Linked DNA regions of Homo sapiens: region 1 is linked to region 2. A link is an interaction called in ENCODE POLR2A ChIA-PET data of the cell type or tissue named here. Cell type or tissue: B cell. All regions are shown on one strand. Each heading gives the region's core, and the rest is flanking DNA. Links, peaks and the distances in the headings are about the cores only. Region 1 has its middle 11 kb from the start of SNAR-E. Region 2 overlaps STRN4 (striatin 4).

Region 1 (8,321 bases), core at 169-8,168, 90 kb before region 2:
TAATCCCAGTACACTGGGAGGCCGAGGTGGGCAGATCATGAGGTCAGGAGATCGAGACCATCCTGGCTAACAAGGTGAAACCCCGTCTCTACTAAAAATACAAAAAAAAAAAAAAAATTAGCCAGGCGTGGTGGCGGGCGCCTGTAGTCCCAGCTACTTGGGAGGCTGAGGCAGGAGAATGGTGTGAACCCAGGAGGCAGAGCTTGCAGTGAGCCAAGATCGCGCCACTGCACTCCAGCCTGGGCAACAGAACGAGACACAGTCTCAAAAAAAAAAAAAAAAAAAGAAATGGCGGTTTCATCATGTTGCCCCGGCTGGTCTCAACCTCTTGGGCTCAAGTGATCTGCTCACCTCTGCCTCCGAAAGTGCTGGAATTACAGGTGTAAGCCACCGAGCCCAGCCTCAAGGAAGCTTCTGAACTGTTAGGGGGAGCTCCTGCTCTAGGCCCAGCAGCTTCCAAGGCTTTAAAGGCATAATCCCATTTAATCTTGTAATGACGCTGTGAAGTGGCTCTTGGTATTAGCATTGCAATTCTGAGTATTATCTCCTCTTTGTAGATAAGGAAGATCATTTGCCCAAGGACACACAATGAGCAGATGAGACTGGAACCCAGATTTCTAGAGTGCTAGACTCTGTGTCTTCCCATTCACTTTATTTTTTATTTTATTTTATTTTATTTTTTTGAGACAGAGTCTCACTCTGTTGCCTAGGCTGGAGTGCAGTGGCACGATCTCAGCTCACTGCAACCTCTGCCTCCCAGGTTCAAGTAATTCTCGTGCCTCAGCCTCCCCAGTAGCTGGGATTACAGGCGTGTGCCACTATGCCTGGCTAATTTTTGTATTTTTAGTAAAGATGGGGTTTCACCGTGTTGGTGAGGCTGGTCTCAAACTCCTGACCTCAAGTGATCTGCCCACTTTGGCCTCCCAAAGTGCTGGGATTACAAGCGTGAGCCACCGTGGCCAGCCATAAAATTTTTTTTTTATTATAAAATATCTGGGCTTTTTTTGTTTTTTGTTTTTTAGTTGGGGCCTTGCTCTGTCACTCAGGCTGGAGTGCAGTGGTGCAATCTCAGCTCACTGCAGCCTCCGCCTCCTGGGCTCAAGTGATCCTCCTGTTACGGGATCTTTGGGGTGTTGCTTTTCTGGCCAGAAACCTCTGTGGCTGCAGTGCCTTTGCCCAAGTTCTTGTCCTGTGTCCAGGAAGAATGAGGTACACAGACAAGTGAAGGGTGAAGAAGATGAATAGGAGCTTTATTTAGTCTTAGAACAGCTCAGAGGAGACCGTCAGTGGGCAGCTCCTCTCAGTAGGCAGGTCACCCCATCGAGTGTTCAGCTCTCAGCAGAGATGAGGCCCTGAAGAGGGTGGTTCCTCTCGGCAGGCAGGTCATGTAGGCGTCTCTGCAGGTCTCTGAAGCTCTCAGTAGAGAGGGTAGCTCCTCTGTGCAGGTGGTAATCCCATTGTCTCTCTGTCCTCTGCCCTCTGCCCTGCTCTGGTGGAGCCTGGGGCTTTTATGGACCTCAGAGAGGAGGAAGTACGTGCTGGTTGGTCCATGGGCTGCCATGCGTGGGCCCAGAGGAGGTACAAGTCCCCACTCTTGTCTGTGGGGTTGGCAGCCTGGCCCCCAGCCTTCAGGCCCTCCCTGGCAAGAAGGTGGGGCCTTACTAGGGACCCCCCACCAACTTCTGCCCAGGAATCCGTCTGCCTCCTGCTGCCATTCATGGCCCCAGGACTGGACCCCAACCCCGATCCCAGATCAGAGCTGGCGCTGGGAGAGAAGAGAGGCCAGGCAGCAGGAGAAGACACCCAGCAGTCTGCAGAGATTGGGGGGGCCTTCCCGGCCTCTGAGAGTGCAGGCTGCAGAGAGGCCCAGGTCCTCAGCCTCAGAGGGCGGCCACAGCTGCATCCGGGGAGCTCCTGCCCTGCCAACTCGGAAGGGGTGGGGCTCCCACTTGTCCCCGGCTCTTGCTCACTCTGTGGAGCTGGAGGCCTAGGTTGGCAGCCATGGGGGCAGCTGCAGCTGCACCCGGGAGGGCAGACCCTACCTACTTCTGGCCCCTGCAAGAGCACAGGAAGGCTCAATCCACAGTGGCGGTTTGGGCGGCTGCAGTGGCATCTGGGGAACTCCCACCACAGCTCAGAAGGGGCAGGGCTTCCACCGGCTCCATGGAGTGTGTAGCCCCAGCCGCACCTCCCTGCTGCAGCCGGTGTAATGACAGCAGCCACTGCCATCACTCCTGCCTCAGTCTCACTAGTAGCTGGGACTACAGGCGTGCACCACCACGCTAGGCTGATTTTTAAAATTTTTAGCAGAGACAGGGGTCTCCCTATGTTGCGCAGGCTGGTCTCGAACTACTGAGCTCCAGCTCGGCCTCCTGCCTCAGCCTCCCAAAGTGCTGGGATTACAGGTGTGAGCCACTGCGCCAGGCCTAAAATAATTGTTTTGGTTTTTCTTTTTGTTTGAGACAGTTGTCTTCTGTTCTGCACACGCAGCAGGAAATTGGATCTCTACCTCACAGCATACTCAAAAGAGTTGAAATATAACCTATTTGTAGTTATCAGCGACCTGGGTGAAGACACACCTGGCAGAAGGGTGTGGTAGCCTCATTAAACATGAGTGAGAATGAATTCCAGGTGGAGATGGGAGAGATGATTTATTTGCTAGCTGGGGAAAGAAGAGGCAGGCCCAGCCCAGAGGGAGAATGAGAGGCGGAAGATGACATTCGCTGCATGCCTGACACCTGCCTGAAGTTAACCAGGGTCAGCCCGGCCTTTCCTCCCCCGGGATGTCTCCAACTCGGCTGACAACATCCACTTTAATTAATACAGCACAGCAGGACACTTCCTGTGTACAGCTACACGCTAAGGGCCAGGAGTAGCCTAATGTCCTTGAGCCCCAGAGAAACCATCGTGTGTTCAAGCATGCTGTCTGGAAACTTAGAAAGGGCTCATGACTCCTCTCTGCTTTCACACCCCACATCCCATCCAGGGGAAATCCTGTTGACCTTCAAAATGCACCCGAAGTCGGACCCCCCAAAGGCTGGACGCCGTGGCTCACGCCTGTAATCCCAGTACTTTGGGAGGCCTAGGCAGGCGGATCACCTGAGGTCAGGAGTTCGATATCAGCCTGGCCAACATGGTGAAACCCCGTCTCTACTAAAAAATACAAAATTAGCCAGGTGTGGTGGCACACGCCTGTAATCCCAGCTACTCGGAAGGCTAAGACAGGAGAATCGCTTGAAGCTGGGAGATGGAGGCTGCAGTGAGCCGTGATCGCACCATTGCACTCCAGCCTGGACAAGACACAGCGAGACTCCACCTCAAAACAAAAACAAAAACAAAAACAAAAACAAAAACAAAGTCTGAACCCCCAGAGCTAGTCTAGCCATGATCATTTCTCACCTGGAAAATTGCAGTCACCTCCTCGCTGCTTCTGCCCTTGTCCCCAACAGAAAGGTCCCCATATGGCAGCAGAATCCTTTGACAGAAGTGACATGATGTCATTCTCCTCCTCAAATCCCTTCTGTGGCTCCTGCCACACTCACTAAAAGACAACATCTTCACCATGACTCACCAGCTCCCTGTTCTCTGTCTGACCTCATCTTCCACCCGCTCTTCCTCTGTTCCATGCAGACTGTGACTGGCTTTTTTTGTTTTTTTTTTTTTTTGAGACGAAGTCTCGCTCTGTCACCCAGCCTGGAGTGCAGTGCCGTGATCACGGCCCACTGCAACCTCTGCCTCCCGGGTTCAAGTGATTCTCCTGCCTCAGTCTCGCCTCCTGAATAGCTGGGATTACAGACGCCCACCACTACTACACCCAGCTGATTTTTTTTTGTATTTTAGTAGAGACGGGGTTTCTCCATGTTGGCCAGGCTGGTCTTGAACTCCTGACCTCAGGTGATCCGCCTGCCTCGGCCTCCCAAAGTGCTGGGATTACAAGGGTGAGCTACCGTGCACAGCCAAGGGTATTGGTTTCTTATTGCTCCTGTAACAAATGACCATACACTTAGTGGCTCCATAGGAGACAGATTTATTTACTACCTTACTGTTCTGGAGGTTTTTTTTTTTTTTTTTTTTTACCACAGGGTCTGGCTCTATGATGCAGGCTGGAGTGCAGTGGCCTGATCATGGCTCACTGCAGCCTCAGCCTCCTGGGCTCAAGCAGTTCTCCTGTCACAGCCTCCCAAGTAGCTGAGACTACAGGTGTGTGCCACCATGCCCGGCTAATTTTAAAAAATTTTTTGTAGAGACTCTTCCTATGTTGCCCAGGCTGGTCTCCAACTCCTGGGCTCAAGCGATCTTCCTGCCTCGGCCTCCCAAAGTGCTGGGATTACAGGCATAAACCATTGCCCCAGGCCCCCAAAATGGGTTTTACAGGGCTAATATCAAGGTGTTGGCTGGGCTGCATCCCTTCTGGAGACTCTAGGGCTTCTCCTGGAGGCTCTCTTGCCCTGTCCAGCTTCAGGAAGCTGTCCACATTCCTCAGCTCAAGGCCCTCCTTGCATCACTCTAACTGAGGCAGGAGAATAGGGTCTGGAGCCAGAGAGCCTAAGGCCAATTCATGATGACTGGATATCAGAGGCTACTCCCCTTTCAAACCCTCCTTTTTCTGCATGGCTGTTGAAAAATGAAAGTACCTCTGAGTGGTCCCCTCCTGTAACCAATCAGACTGGTCCTGAGCCTACTCTTCATTCTGATTGGCCCCCTCCTGCAACCAATCAGACTGGCTGCGGGCCTATGCATCATTCTAATTGGTCCTCTCCCACAACCAATCAGACTGGTTACAGGCCTACTCTTCATTCGAATTGGTCCTCTCCTACAACCAATCAGACTGGTCACAGGCCAATGGGAAACTTCCAGAGGGTATTCAAATCCCCAAAAATTCTGTAACGGACACTTTTCAGCTGCTAGCTTGAGTCCACTCCCACCCTGTGAAGTGTGCTTTCCTTTAAAATAGATCTCTGCTTTTGCTGCCTTGCTTTGTGCGTTTCCTCTGCCTCCCGGGTTCAAGCAATTCTCTGCCTCAGCCTCCTGAGTAGCTGGGATTACAAGCACGTGCCACCACACCCAGCTAATTTATATATTTTTAGTAGAGACGGGGTTTCACCATCTTGGCCAGGCTTGTCTTGAACTCCTGACCTTGCGATCCACCCGCCTCGGCCTCCCAAAGTGCTGGGATTACAAGCGTGAGCCACCGCACCTGGCTGAGTATTGCAATTCTACATGAGATTTGGGTTAGGACACACACCCAAATCATATCACGGGGATTTGCTGTTTCCCAGGTTGGTCTCAAACCCCTGGGCTCAAGGCATCCTCCCGCCTCAGCCTCTCAAAGTGCTGGAATTACAGGCATCAGCCACTGTGCCCGGCTGAACTATATTCTTTCTTTTTTTTGAGAAAGAGTCTTAGTCTGTCACCCAGGCTGGAGTACAATAGTGTGATCTCAACTCACTGCAACCTCTGCCTCCCTGTTTCAAGCGATTCTCATGCCTCAGTCTCCCAAGTAGCTGGGATTACAGGTGTGTGCCACCATGTCCAGCTAATTTTTTGTATTTTTTTTTTTTAGTGGACGTGAGGTCTCACTATGTTGGCCAGGCTGGTCGCAAACCCCTGGCCTCAAGTGATTTGAAAGCCTCCGCCTCCCAAAGTGCTGGGATTAGAGGCATAAGCCACTGTGTCCAGCCTTATACACTCTTTCTTTCTTTTTTTTTTTTCTGTCACCCAGGCTGGAGTGGAGTGGTGTGATCTCTACTCACAGCAACCTCTGTCTCCTGGATTCAAGTGATTCTCGTGCCTCAGAGTAGCTGGGACTATAGGCACGCACCACCACAAGCAGCTAATTTTTATATTTTTAGTAGAGATGGGGTTTCGCCATGATGGCCAGGCTAGTCTCGAACTCCTGGCCTCAAGTGATCCGCCCGCCTCAGCCTCTCAGAGTGCCTTATACTCTTTCTTTCTTTCTTTTTTTTTTTTTTTGAGACGGAATCTCACTCTTGTAGCCCAGGCTGGAGTGCAATGGCGTGATCTCGGCTCACTGCAACCTCCACCTTCCAGGTTCAAGCAATTCTCCTGCCTCAGCCTCCTGAGTTGCTGAGATTACAGGTGCCTGCCACCACACCTGGCTAATATTTTGTAATTTTTTTTTTTGTAGAGACAGGGCTTCACCATGTTAGCCAGGATGGTCTCGATCTCCTGACCTCGTGATCCGCCCGCCTCGGCCTCCCAAAGTACTTGGATTACAGGTGTGAGCCACCGCGCCTGGCTGCCATATACTCTTTCTCAAGACCTCTTCTCTTGAGCCTAGGGATGGTTCCCCTCTTGCTTACTCAACGACAACAATCCAGCCACTTTCCTCTCTTGCTTCTCTTCTGGAATCTAGAAATCCAGATCATTCCCATCAGCACATGAACCAGCTGTTTGATCTTCTCTGCTCTTCTGACCTTTCTATCAAAAGAATTGACTTTTAGCTGGGCATGGTGGCTCATACCCATAATCTCAGCACTTTGGGAGGCTGAGGTGGGAGGATCACTTGAGCTCAGCAGTTCGAGGCTGGATTGAGCTACAACGGTGCCTCCACTCCAGCCTGGGTGACATAGTGAGATCCTGTTTCTACAAAACATTTTTTTCTATTTTGAGACAGAGTCTCGTGATGTCACCCAGGCTGGAGTGCAGTGGCGTGATCTTGGCTCACTGCAGCCTCCGCCTCCTGGGTTAAAGCGATTCTTCTGCCTCAACCTCCCTAGTAGCTGAGACTCCAGGTGCCTGCCACCACACCCGGCTAATTATTGTATTTTTAGTAGAGATGGAGTTTCACCATGTTGGCCATGCTGGTCTTGAACTCCTGACCTCAGGTGATCCGTCCGCCTCAGCGTCCCAAAGTGCTGGGATTACAGGCTTGAGCCACCATACCCAGCCTACAAAACATTTTTAAAAATAATAAACCAGGCATGGTAGCACACGCCTGTAGTGAGCCATGATGTCACCACAGCACTCCAGTCTGGGTGACAGAGTGAGACCCTGTCTCAAAAAAAAAAAAAAAAAAAAAATTAACCCTGTACCTGGCCGTAATGAATCAACAATTGGAAGCTGTGTTATTATAAAGACGGGTGAACATATGGGCCCCTTTGCTGGTCCCCATCTGGCCTGGCTCTCCTGTTCTCCACCCTGCACACTCATGCCTGGGAACCTGCGTCTCCTCTCAGCCTCCCCAACGGCGGCCCAACCCACATGGCGTTTGATCTGCCCACTTCAGAGCCTTCACCTCCGGCCTGCAGCCCATCAGAGGCGGCTGGATCCCGGCCTCCTCCCCACATGGGCCTTTGAGGATGGGATGAAAGAGGCTAGGCTGAAACCAGTGTGAATGGCCAAACGGGGAACTCAGGAATCCCTGGTGCTACGCCCAGGAACAGAGGTGCGCGGCGGGGAGGCAGAGCAAGGGATGCTTCTTGGGGCTTGCTGGCAGTGCCAGAATGACCTGGGCATTTACCGACCACCTCCTGTGTGCTCAGGCCTGTGCTAGGTGATGCTGAGGACATAGTGGTGACTGGCCTGGCCGTCAGAGGGCTCACAGGCCAGCGGAGCAGATAGGCCAGTGCCCCAAGAGCAACAACCTAGTGGGAACAGGGCTGGGATGGGAAAACCTAGTTGATGCAGTCAAGAAGGGCTTCCTGGAAGAGGAGGTTCTTAAGTTCTTCACAGAGTCTATGATGCCCATCTCAACCTACCTCTTCAGCCACATCTGATGACACTTCCCCACAATCCCTTGAATCCAGCCACCCTGTTCCTTCTAATTCTTTTCATTTTTGTTTATTTATTTATTTTGAGACAGAATCTCGCTCTGTCGCCCAGGCTGGAGTGCAGTGGCGTGATCTCGGCTCACTACAACCTCCACCTCCTGGGTTCAAGCAATTCTTTTGCCTCAGCCTCCCAAGTAGTTGGGATTACAGGCGCCCGCCAACATGCCCAGCTAATTTTTGTATTTTTAGTAGAGACGGGGTTCCACTATGTTGGCCAGGCTGGTCTTGAACTCCCGACCTCAGATGATCCACCCGCCTTGGCCTCCCAAAGTGCTGGGATTACAGGTGTGAGCCATGGCCCCTGGTCTCCATCTGATTCCTGACCACTTCAAGTTCATTCTCACGTCTGGTTCATTGCACTTGCTATTTCTTTTGCCAGCTTCTCTCTTCTCAGTCCCTCATCAGGCAGGTTCCTTATCCTCACTCAGATTGCAGACGAATTCTTCTTGCAGCACTGAGCTCTTTCAAAAAATTGTCTTGGCCAGGTGCAGTGGCTCATGCCTGTAATCTCAGCACTGTGGGAGGCTG
Region 2 (8,321 bases), core at 202-8,201:
GTTGCAAAAGTTCCTCTTACGCCCCTAATCCCATTCTCCAGAGGTCACTGCTGTTATGTTTTTTATGGATCTTTCTAGGCCTCTTGGGGGACATAATACAAACGTGTGTTTGCGTGTGGTGTAAGCTTTATGCACATTAACGCCTTTTTGTTTTTTTCTACAAACATTGGCATCATGTGGATCATAGAACTTAGCGTTTTCGTTCTGCTGTTTACCGTGGCCAGCTTCCCTTAAGGCTCTGCCCTGTTGATCTTCTGCCTTGCAGCGCTATGAGTCATTTGCTGACACAGCCCCTGTCGGTGGGTGCTGAGGCTGGTCCCTGTGCTTCGGCTTCCCCATACAGCAGTGCAGGGAGCACCCTCACACATAGCATTGTGTGTGTGTACAAGGGCTTCCACTGGAAATAGCCTTGACGGGGAACTGCTGGAGCGAGGGTGTGCTTATGTCAGATTTTGGTGTATGCTCTTAAGTGGCCCCTTAAGAGGTTGTCTCGGTTTGCATTGGCCCCTGTGGTACATGAAGAAGCCCAGGGGATGTCTGACCCACGTGGCTCTGCACCCCTGCAGGTACCTGGAAGAGGTGGGCTACACAGACACCATCCTCGACATGCGGTCCAAGCGCGTCCGTTCCCTGCTGGGCCGCTCGCTGGAGCTCAACGGGGCAGTGGAGCCGAGTGAAGGGGCCCCCAGGGCTCCACCAGGCCCTGCAGGGCTCAGTGGTGGGGAGTCGCTGCTGGTGAAACAGATCGAGGAGCAGATAAAGAGGTGAGCCCGTGGACATGGCAGGTGTGTCTCTCTGTTCCTCCTGACTGCTGGTGAAGGCCAGGGTCAGAGTGTCAGCTGATGGCGCTGGGTGCCCTGGCGGCCCCTCCTCCTGGAGTATGCCGTGGGCTCCCTTGTTCTGAAACCCTGAGTCCCTTCACTGCTGGGATCCCCCGGATTCTGTCCTGGGTTCCCTCCACACACTTCGCCATGGCCTCATCTCCAGCCCTGCCCCCGTCCTGATACTCAGGCCTGCCCGCTTCTCGGTCGAGTGGGGTGCTTACCGAAGGCACACCCTGGGTGCCTCGCCAGCAGGGAGTGGAGCACACGTGGTCGCCACCCTCAGGAATCTCTGGCTTGTTCACTCTCATCAGCAATTGTCAGTTAAGCAGAACAAGTGAGGCCACGTAGGTGATGCTAAGCACGATGGAGACCACGAGGGCCAATATGTGCTCCTCTGCAGGGGGTGGGCAGGGAGGGCCTCTGTGGGCATTAAATGGAGGGTAAGCCACACGAGTGGCTGGGAGGAGAATGTTCTAGGCAGAGGGCACAGTGAACCCCGAGGTCCAGAGGCAGGAGAGACGCAGCCTGCACAGAAGCAGCACGAGGCCGGCATGGCCGCAGGCAGTGAGGCGTGGGCTGCGGGGAGGTTGTGGTCTCAGGAGTCAGCCACTCAGGGCCTTGGGCTGGGATAGAGTCTGAGTTTGACTCAGGGTTGTGGGAAGCCAGTGCTTTCGAGCAGCGGGGTGACATAATCTGACGTACCTGATCCACTCTGAGAAGGAGAGGTGTGGGAGGGTCACAGAGGAGGCAGGCGGACCAGTTAGGAGATGGCTCGATGTCTGGGACAGAGCTGATGGACTTTAGCGGTGGTGAGGCGAGAGGTGTCAGCTTCCCCAGAGGCTTTCAGGCAGTCGACACTGAAGGACTGCAGCTAAGGGGAGAGGAAAAGAAACGAGCGACTCCAGGGTTTGGTGTGAGCCATTGGAGCAGCATCCCCTGAGACGGGGAAGCCTGGGAGTGGAAGTTCTGGGGGCCGCCGAGGTTGTGTGAAGTGTGAGGGGCCTGTTTACCCCCATGTGGAGAAGCAGAGCTCGTCTGGAGCTGCGGGGCATTTGGCCCCTAAACATAGGTCTAGTTGAACAAGCACATGGGCATTCTTTGGAAAGCCATGGCCGTCTGCAGTGCCTGCAGGAGTGAGTGTAGATGACGCAGAGAAGAGATCTGGGGACTGCCCGGGTGCTCTCCCACTTAGAGGCTGGAGGGAGGAACAGGAGGAGGAAGCTGAGAAAGAGGCTGAGCCTGTGCGGCGTGTCAGTGTCGTTGTGGGAGGAAGGCCGGTGAGAATGGAGTCCTGTGTCCCGCTGCAAGTGCAGCGAGTGTTCTGAGGATGGAGTGGAGCTCTGGTGATGGCAGCCGTGAGGCGAGAGGGTACATCTGCAGTGACCTCTGCACCCGTTGGTAACTGGCAGTTGACAAGACCTCCAGGGCATCAACCTGATGGCAGAAAGGGGGGACGTTTTCGTCGATCTGCACTTGGAATTGCACCCTGCCTTCTCCCGCAGTCAGGCTGGGTCAGTACCTCCTCTGCTATAACTTGTCATGAAGTTGGAAGCCAGGAGGTGGAAGGAGGAGTGCCATCTGTTGCTGGGGATAGTGCAGGCTCCTGGGTAGCAGGGATCGCCGGCGCCCCTGCTTGCGCGAGGCTGGCTGGCTTTCGGCGCCTCCCAGAGCATTTGTAGAATGGCCGGTTCCTCTTTCCTGCAGGGCGTGTTTGCCTCCTGCCTGACCTGCCCTTGTGGTCTGACTGGGCTGTGGGAATGGGGACTGCTGAGTCAGTGGCACTTTCTCATCCAGCTTTCCTTCTGACTCAGCACAGGATGGAGATTTGTGACCAGGGTTGGGGGCTGGCCCTCTGAAACTCAGGTCGGCGGTCATTGAGGAGCTGGGCCCCGTTTGCGGTCTGAGTGAGGCTTCCAGTTGGAATGAGCATTTGTTGGGCAGAGGCTGGGGTTGGGGCTCTGTGTGTGACCAGAGTCAAGGCTGCTCAGGGGTTAGGGGGTTAGCTGGGTCTGGGCTCTGGCCACCAAGCCTGGGAGGGCACCTTCCTATCTGAGCTTTGACACCTGCCAGGACTCATGCCTCCTCTGCTCTGCTGTCTTTGGCAGGAACGCGGCAGGCAAAGATGGCAAAGAGCGCTTGGGCGGCTCAGTGCTGGGGCAGATCCCCTTCCTGCAGAACTGCGAGGACGAAGACAGCGACGAGGACGATGAGCTGGACAGCGTGCAGCACAAGAAGCAGCGTGTGAAGGTGAGCCCTTCCTCCATGCCCTGCACAGCCTGGCCTGGGTGTGACCTGATCGAAGCCCTTCCGAGTCAGCCTGGGCCTTCAGGGGCTGCGGTGTGTGCTGGCAGCAGGGATATGGAGACACACAGGCCCTGGCCTGGAGGAGCTTGTGGCCAGCAGCGGCCTTGTAAATAGTCATGTGCAGAAGGACGCGTTGTGGTGGAGGCAGGGGCATGTGCCTATGAAGGAGGCACCTGTGGCAGATGGCCTCGGAGCTTTCCCTGAGCCCCGGGCTTCCCATTAGCGGGTCCCTTTGCCTAGGTCCCCTTTCTTTCCTCCTTTAGACTCAGCTCAGACACCCCCTCCTCCAGGAAGCCTTCTCTGACTCACCCTGGGCTCCCTTCCCTGGCCCTGGCCACTCTGGGGTCCTCCCTGTCTGGTCTGTATTCCTCCTGACCTCTCCCTGGGAGGGACTGGGCCTGTGTGGGCCTCCACTGCATCTCCAGTATCCCCAGTGTGGCTCAGCACAGAGTCGCACCCCAAGTAGAGTGGTGTGCACGGAGCCGCAGCACTGCAGGAGGCCTAGAGGAAGAGCAGGAGGGCTGAGTCCAGGGTCTCAAATGCTGGCCCCTGGTCCAGACGCTTGGTCCTTCCCACCCCTCTGAGAATTTCTAGTCCTTTTCCACCCCTCCACCCATTCCATCAGGAATCATCCGTGGTGTTTGCACCCCTTCGGGCCCACACCCTTGGGCTGGCTGGTTGGGTAGGGCTCTCTGTCTCTACGCAGCAGCCCTCCATCGAGGCCCAGCTGGGAACCCAGGGGACTGCCCATGGCTCCCAGGGGGCCCTGGCCCAGCTGCGTGAGTTCTGGCCCACACTTCTTTGTCTTGGCTTCAGTCTCCTCACCCTTTAGATGGGGCTGAGTCCCTCCGTCTGAGTTGTTGAGGATTTAATTAGAATGAGCTGGTGCCCAGGAAGCCCTCAGCTGCATGGTGGCTGTCCCCCAAGTGCTCAGTAGGTGTTAGTGGCGCTGGTGGCACTTGGTAGTGGTGGAGCCCTCATGGTTCCAGGCACTGTTGGCAGAGCACAATTGCCACTCGTGTGCCCCTCAGAGCACCTGTGGTGGTTCTCTCCTCTGGAGTCCTGAGCCCGGCCGCTGCCTTTCTGGGCATGCTGTCTAAACCCTCCCCTTCCCCATTCTTTGCACAAGTGTTGAATAAACCTTGGCCCTAGGTCTTCTCCATGCCCCTTCCCTCTGGTCCCCCCCATGCAGGTCAGAGGCTGGCCCCTCACTGGTGCCCGAGAGGTGTCGCCAAACTCAGCCTGGGGGGCTGACATGTGGAAGGGGTCAGCCACGCCCTGGAGGAGTTCACAGTGGGCAGAGCTTGGCCTTGGTGACCTAGGGCAAGTGGGTTCCTGCTGCTCAGCCTGTCTCCTGGCCTGTAATGTGGGAATGATAATGACAGTGTTCACGGTAGCTGTTCGCAGGGTTGGGGGTTAAGTGAAGTCGTGTCTGCGAGGGGTAGTCAGTGGTCATTCAGTGAGTGGAATTTGCTCTTGTGCCAGCACGGCTGCTGGTGCTGTGTTTATCGCTGCAATGCTGTGGTCCATTCATCCTCACTTGTTTGCACCTCCGTATATTCACACACGGACACCAGTGCATATCTGCCCTCCCTGCAGGCAGATTGTTGCATTATCTGACTTTTCTTCATCCGAGGCACCTTGCTGGGGGACTGGAGCAGGCTGAGCCCTGGCTAGGGGAAGGACTGCGTGAGGGTGGGGTCAGGCCGACCGGCCCTAGTGGTAGCAGCTGTCCAAGGCCCAGCAGGGGGCGCTCCAGGGCAGCTGGCTGGCGGCTGAGGCAGCCCCATGAACAGAAACGGGCCCAGAGCCCCGGCTTACCTGTTCCTAGGCACGGAGGTGGCTTAGTCTCTGGACAAGAGGCCCCCTGACTTGTCTGGCTTTCTCCATGTGCCAGCTCCCATCCAAGGCTCTGGTGCCCGAAATGGAAGACGAGGATGAGGAAGACGACTCTGAGGATGCTATCAATGAGTTTGATTTCCTGGGCTCAGGAGAGGATGGGGAAGGGGCTCCAGACCCTCGGCGGTGCACTGTGGATGGGAGCCCCCATGAGCTGGGTGAGCTGACGTTTTCTGGCCAGCCCCCGCTTGCCTTCCCCACCGAGGGGGTGGGAGCAGGCTCAGCTGCCCGCAGCTGCTTCCTGTACAGGGTCTCTCTACCGGACGGATATGTTTCCTGAGAGGAGGGTAGCCAAGGAGAGCAGGAGGCCCAGGTCATGGCCGCCGGCCCCTCACCCCTTCCCTGGAAAATCCCCATGGAGACGCAGGCAGTCCTGGCTCTTCCTGAAGTGGGGCCGCCAGCCCTCCAGGGCGGGCGTCCAGCTCTGGCTGGCCTCAAGGAGGGAACAGGATGAGGACCCAGTCGGGGAGAGGCAGGTGGGAGGGCCGCATCTTCCTCCCTGTCCTGTGACTCCTAGCTAGGAGGGCTCTCAGGATACGTGGGATGGGTGGCTGGGGCCTGAGGCCTAGGCAAGGCAGTGACCTGCCCACTGCCCCACGGAGGGGCCCAATCAACCTCCTCTCCTCTGCCCATTCCCCCCCTCCCCCAGGGCCAGAGCTTCACAGCCCCACAGAGTGGCAGGGGGCCCTCAGTGTGGGGAAGGCGTCACCTATGCCAGACTGGGTTGGAACTGCTGGGTGACTCCGGCCCTATGCCTCGACCCTGCAGAAAGCCGTCGGGTCAAACTCCAAGGCATTCTGGCTGACCTGCGGGATGTGGATGGGCTGCCCCCAAAAGTGACTGGCCCGCCTCCTGGCACACCCCAGCCCCGGCCACATGAAGGTAAGAGGCACCCCCCACCTGGTCCCAGTCCTGCGGGCCCATGGCAGAGGGAGGCTGCAGAGCTGAGCCCAGGGCTTCTGTGTCTTCAGGGTCGAGGCCCAGCCTCCAGTCTGCAGCCTCCCTGCCCCAAAAGTTCGTCTGTCTGTCTGTCTCCCTCTCTTTTTGTCTGTCCTGCCCTGTCTGTCTCTCTGTCTCTTTCCAGCTGTGATTCTTCATCTTGTCCTCTCCCCGTCTCTCTCTCTTGCTCTTTATCTCTTTCTCTGCCTCTCTCTGTCATTCTCTCTCTCCCTGGCCCTCTCTGCCCCTCCCTCCCCTCCCCCTACCAGGTTCCTTTGGCTTCTCCTCAGACGTCTTCATCATGGACACTATCGGGGGCGGGGAGGTGAGCCTGGGGGACTTGGCAGATCTCACCGTCACCAACGACAACGACCTCAGCTGCGATGTAAGTTCTCCGGGTGCCCCCCACACTGTCCCCATTGGCATTGCGCCCAGGGCCAGCCCCTGCAAGCTCTGACTGGGTGCCGCCCGTGCCCTGCTCATCCTGTTTCACAGAGGGGTGCAGATGTAGACAGTGGAGGGACTTGACTGCGGTCGCCAAGGCGCAGGGCCTGGAAGACTCTGGAGCCTGTGTTTTAATCACAGTTCCACGGCTCCTCCACTCTGCCCCTCCCACCCTGGTGATTTGGAATGCAGGAAGATGACCTGTAGCCACCCCCTGCTCTGCCAAGTCAGGCCAATCTAGTGTGAATGGGCAGCTGGGCTGAAATGAAATGTTCCGGGCCTCAGTGGACGGGCCTCTGGCCATCTGGGAGCCTTTGGCCAGCTGGGAGCCTTTGGCCAGCTGGGAGCTTTTGGTGTGGGTGTATGTGCACATTTTACTGTGACAGAATGGGATTTCCAGTGTTGGTGACCCTAGTAAGGCTGGGTGGGGACTGCTGTGAGATTCAGGAAGGGGGGTCAGAGCAGAGGCCTGAGAAGTGGAGTGTGCCATGGGGTCCCTCTGCACGCCCCAAGATGTCATTTCATCTTGGGGAAGTGCAGTGTTCTGAGCCCCGCTAGGGGAGGGGGTGAGTGAACCACACAGTAGCAGATCCTCTGACCCTAAAGAACTGTGGCAGAAGGGACAGCTAAGGCAGGGACGTCAGCTGGGAGCCCATCTTGGGGCATGGTGCTGAGGCTTGCCTGGTACTCTGCTCGTCATCTCTCCGGAACCTGGCCCTCTCCGGGTCCCCTGCTGGGTGAGCGGCACCAGGGCGCATGCAGCGTGGTGGACAGAGGCCCCCACAGCTCTCCCACTTGTGCACTGCCTCCCCTTCATGGTCACGTGTCTGGTCTCCATGCCCTCATCTCCCCTGGGACTTCCTGGCCTCTCAACCTCTTTCTCTGAGGCTACCTTTTTTTTTTTTTTTTGCTCCTTGAGGGGATCTCCCTATGTTACCCAGGCTGGTCTCGAACTCCTGGGGTCAAATGATCGTTCTGCCTTGGCCTCCCAAAGTTCTGGGATTACAGGCGTGAGCCACTGTGCCCCGTCTGTGGCTACTTTTACCTGCCCCTAATCTGAGCCTCTCAGGGGTGGCAGGAACAAGCCATGTCGTTCCCCTGCTCTAAACACTTCCCCGGCTCCTTGTTTCTCTGAGGCTTTTTCTTAGGATGAAATGCGCATTCCTCCGGGGCTCACCACCCAGCACCTGTCTCATCCCCTGCCACTCTCCTTGCCTCCTGCAGCCTGTACCACTGACCTCTCAGGCCTGGGCTCGCCCTTGCTGCCTCAGGGCCTCTGCACGGGCCCTTTCCCTCTCCAGGGCCCTCTCCTTATCTTGTGAAGTCCTGCTGGCTCGTGCTTCCTCAGGAAAGCCTCAGTGGCCCCCAGGGAGGAGGGCAGGCTGCCTGATGTCTCTCTGTGCATCTTTAATTCATTGCCCTGCTCATGGCTGATGATCCTGCACACTTGTGGGATGGTCCAGTTGTGTCCCCCATTCCCCTTCCTCTCAACTGCAAGACCCCAAGGGGTCAGGCTCACCTTTGTCTCTCCAGAACCCAGCGCAGTGTGGGGACTTGTTGGGCGAGCATGGAGACTCTGCCCAGCAGAGGAAGGGGAGAGTTCCCGGCTGGAGCCCAGGCTCTGAGGGCATTCCTGCCAGGGTCATGTGGGTGGAAGACAGGGGCCCTCAAGCCCTGGGTGTCGGTGTCTGCATGACTGCTGGGATGGATGCGAAGACACTGAGGCAGCTCCCCCCAACCCCAGCTGTCTGACAGCAAAGATGCTTTTAAGAAGACGTGGAACCCCAAGTTCACCCTGCGCTCGCACTACGACGGCATTCGTTCCCTGGCCTTCCACCACAGCCAGTCGGCTCTGCTCACCGCCTCCGAGGACGGCACGCTCAAGCTCTGGAACCTGCAGAAGGCGGTCAC

The links. ChIA-PET counts read pairs that join two places held together with the same protein. Peaks named below come from ENCODE experiments on the same cell type or tissue, not always from the same donor. Only the 100,000 strongest peaks of a DNase experiment are listed, where the experiment ranks them.
Region 1: POLR2A ChIA-PET joins it to region 2 with 11 read pairs; 10 of 35 experiments call an interaction of 5 or more read pairs at or near these places.

The regions. Positions count from the first base shown.
Region 1 is chr19:46,815,370-46,823,690 of GRCh38, reverse strand. No RefSeq gene overlaps it. Among named protein-coding and RNA genes, the nearest start is that of SNAR-E, 11 kb to the left of the region's middle. RefSeq lists enhancers at 1,772-1,831, 2,002-2,121. In B cell, for the core only: no CTCF peak of the experiment used is centred there; DNase peaks (open chromatin) are centred at 1,440 and 2,000; H3K4me3 peaks cover 1,516 bases; H3K27ac peaks cover 3,971 bases.
Region 2 is chr19:46,725,482-46,733,802 of GRCh38, reverse strand. STRN4 (striatin 4) reads left to right here. Exons shown (of 18, transcript NM_013403.3): 5 at 567-764; 6 at 2,930-3,071; 7 at 5,026-5,185; 8 at 5,796-5,909; 9 at 6,257-6,351; 10 at 8,155-8,321. Among named protein-coding and RNA genes, the nearest start is that of PRKD2, 13 kb to the right of the region's middle. RefSeq lists enhancers at 1,734-2,551, 2,016-3,215, 4,652-5,195, 5,740-6,283, 7,914-8,321. In B cell, for the core only: CTCF peaks have their summits at 4,670 and 4,877 (motif pointing right); a DNase peak (open chromatin) is centred at 4,882.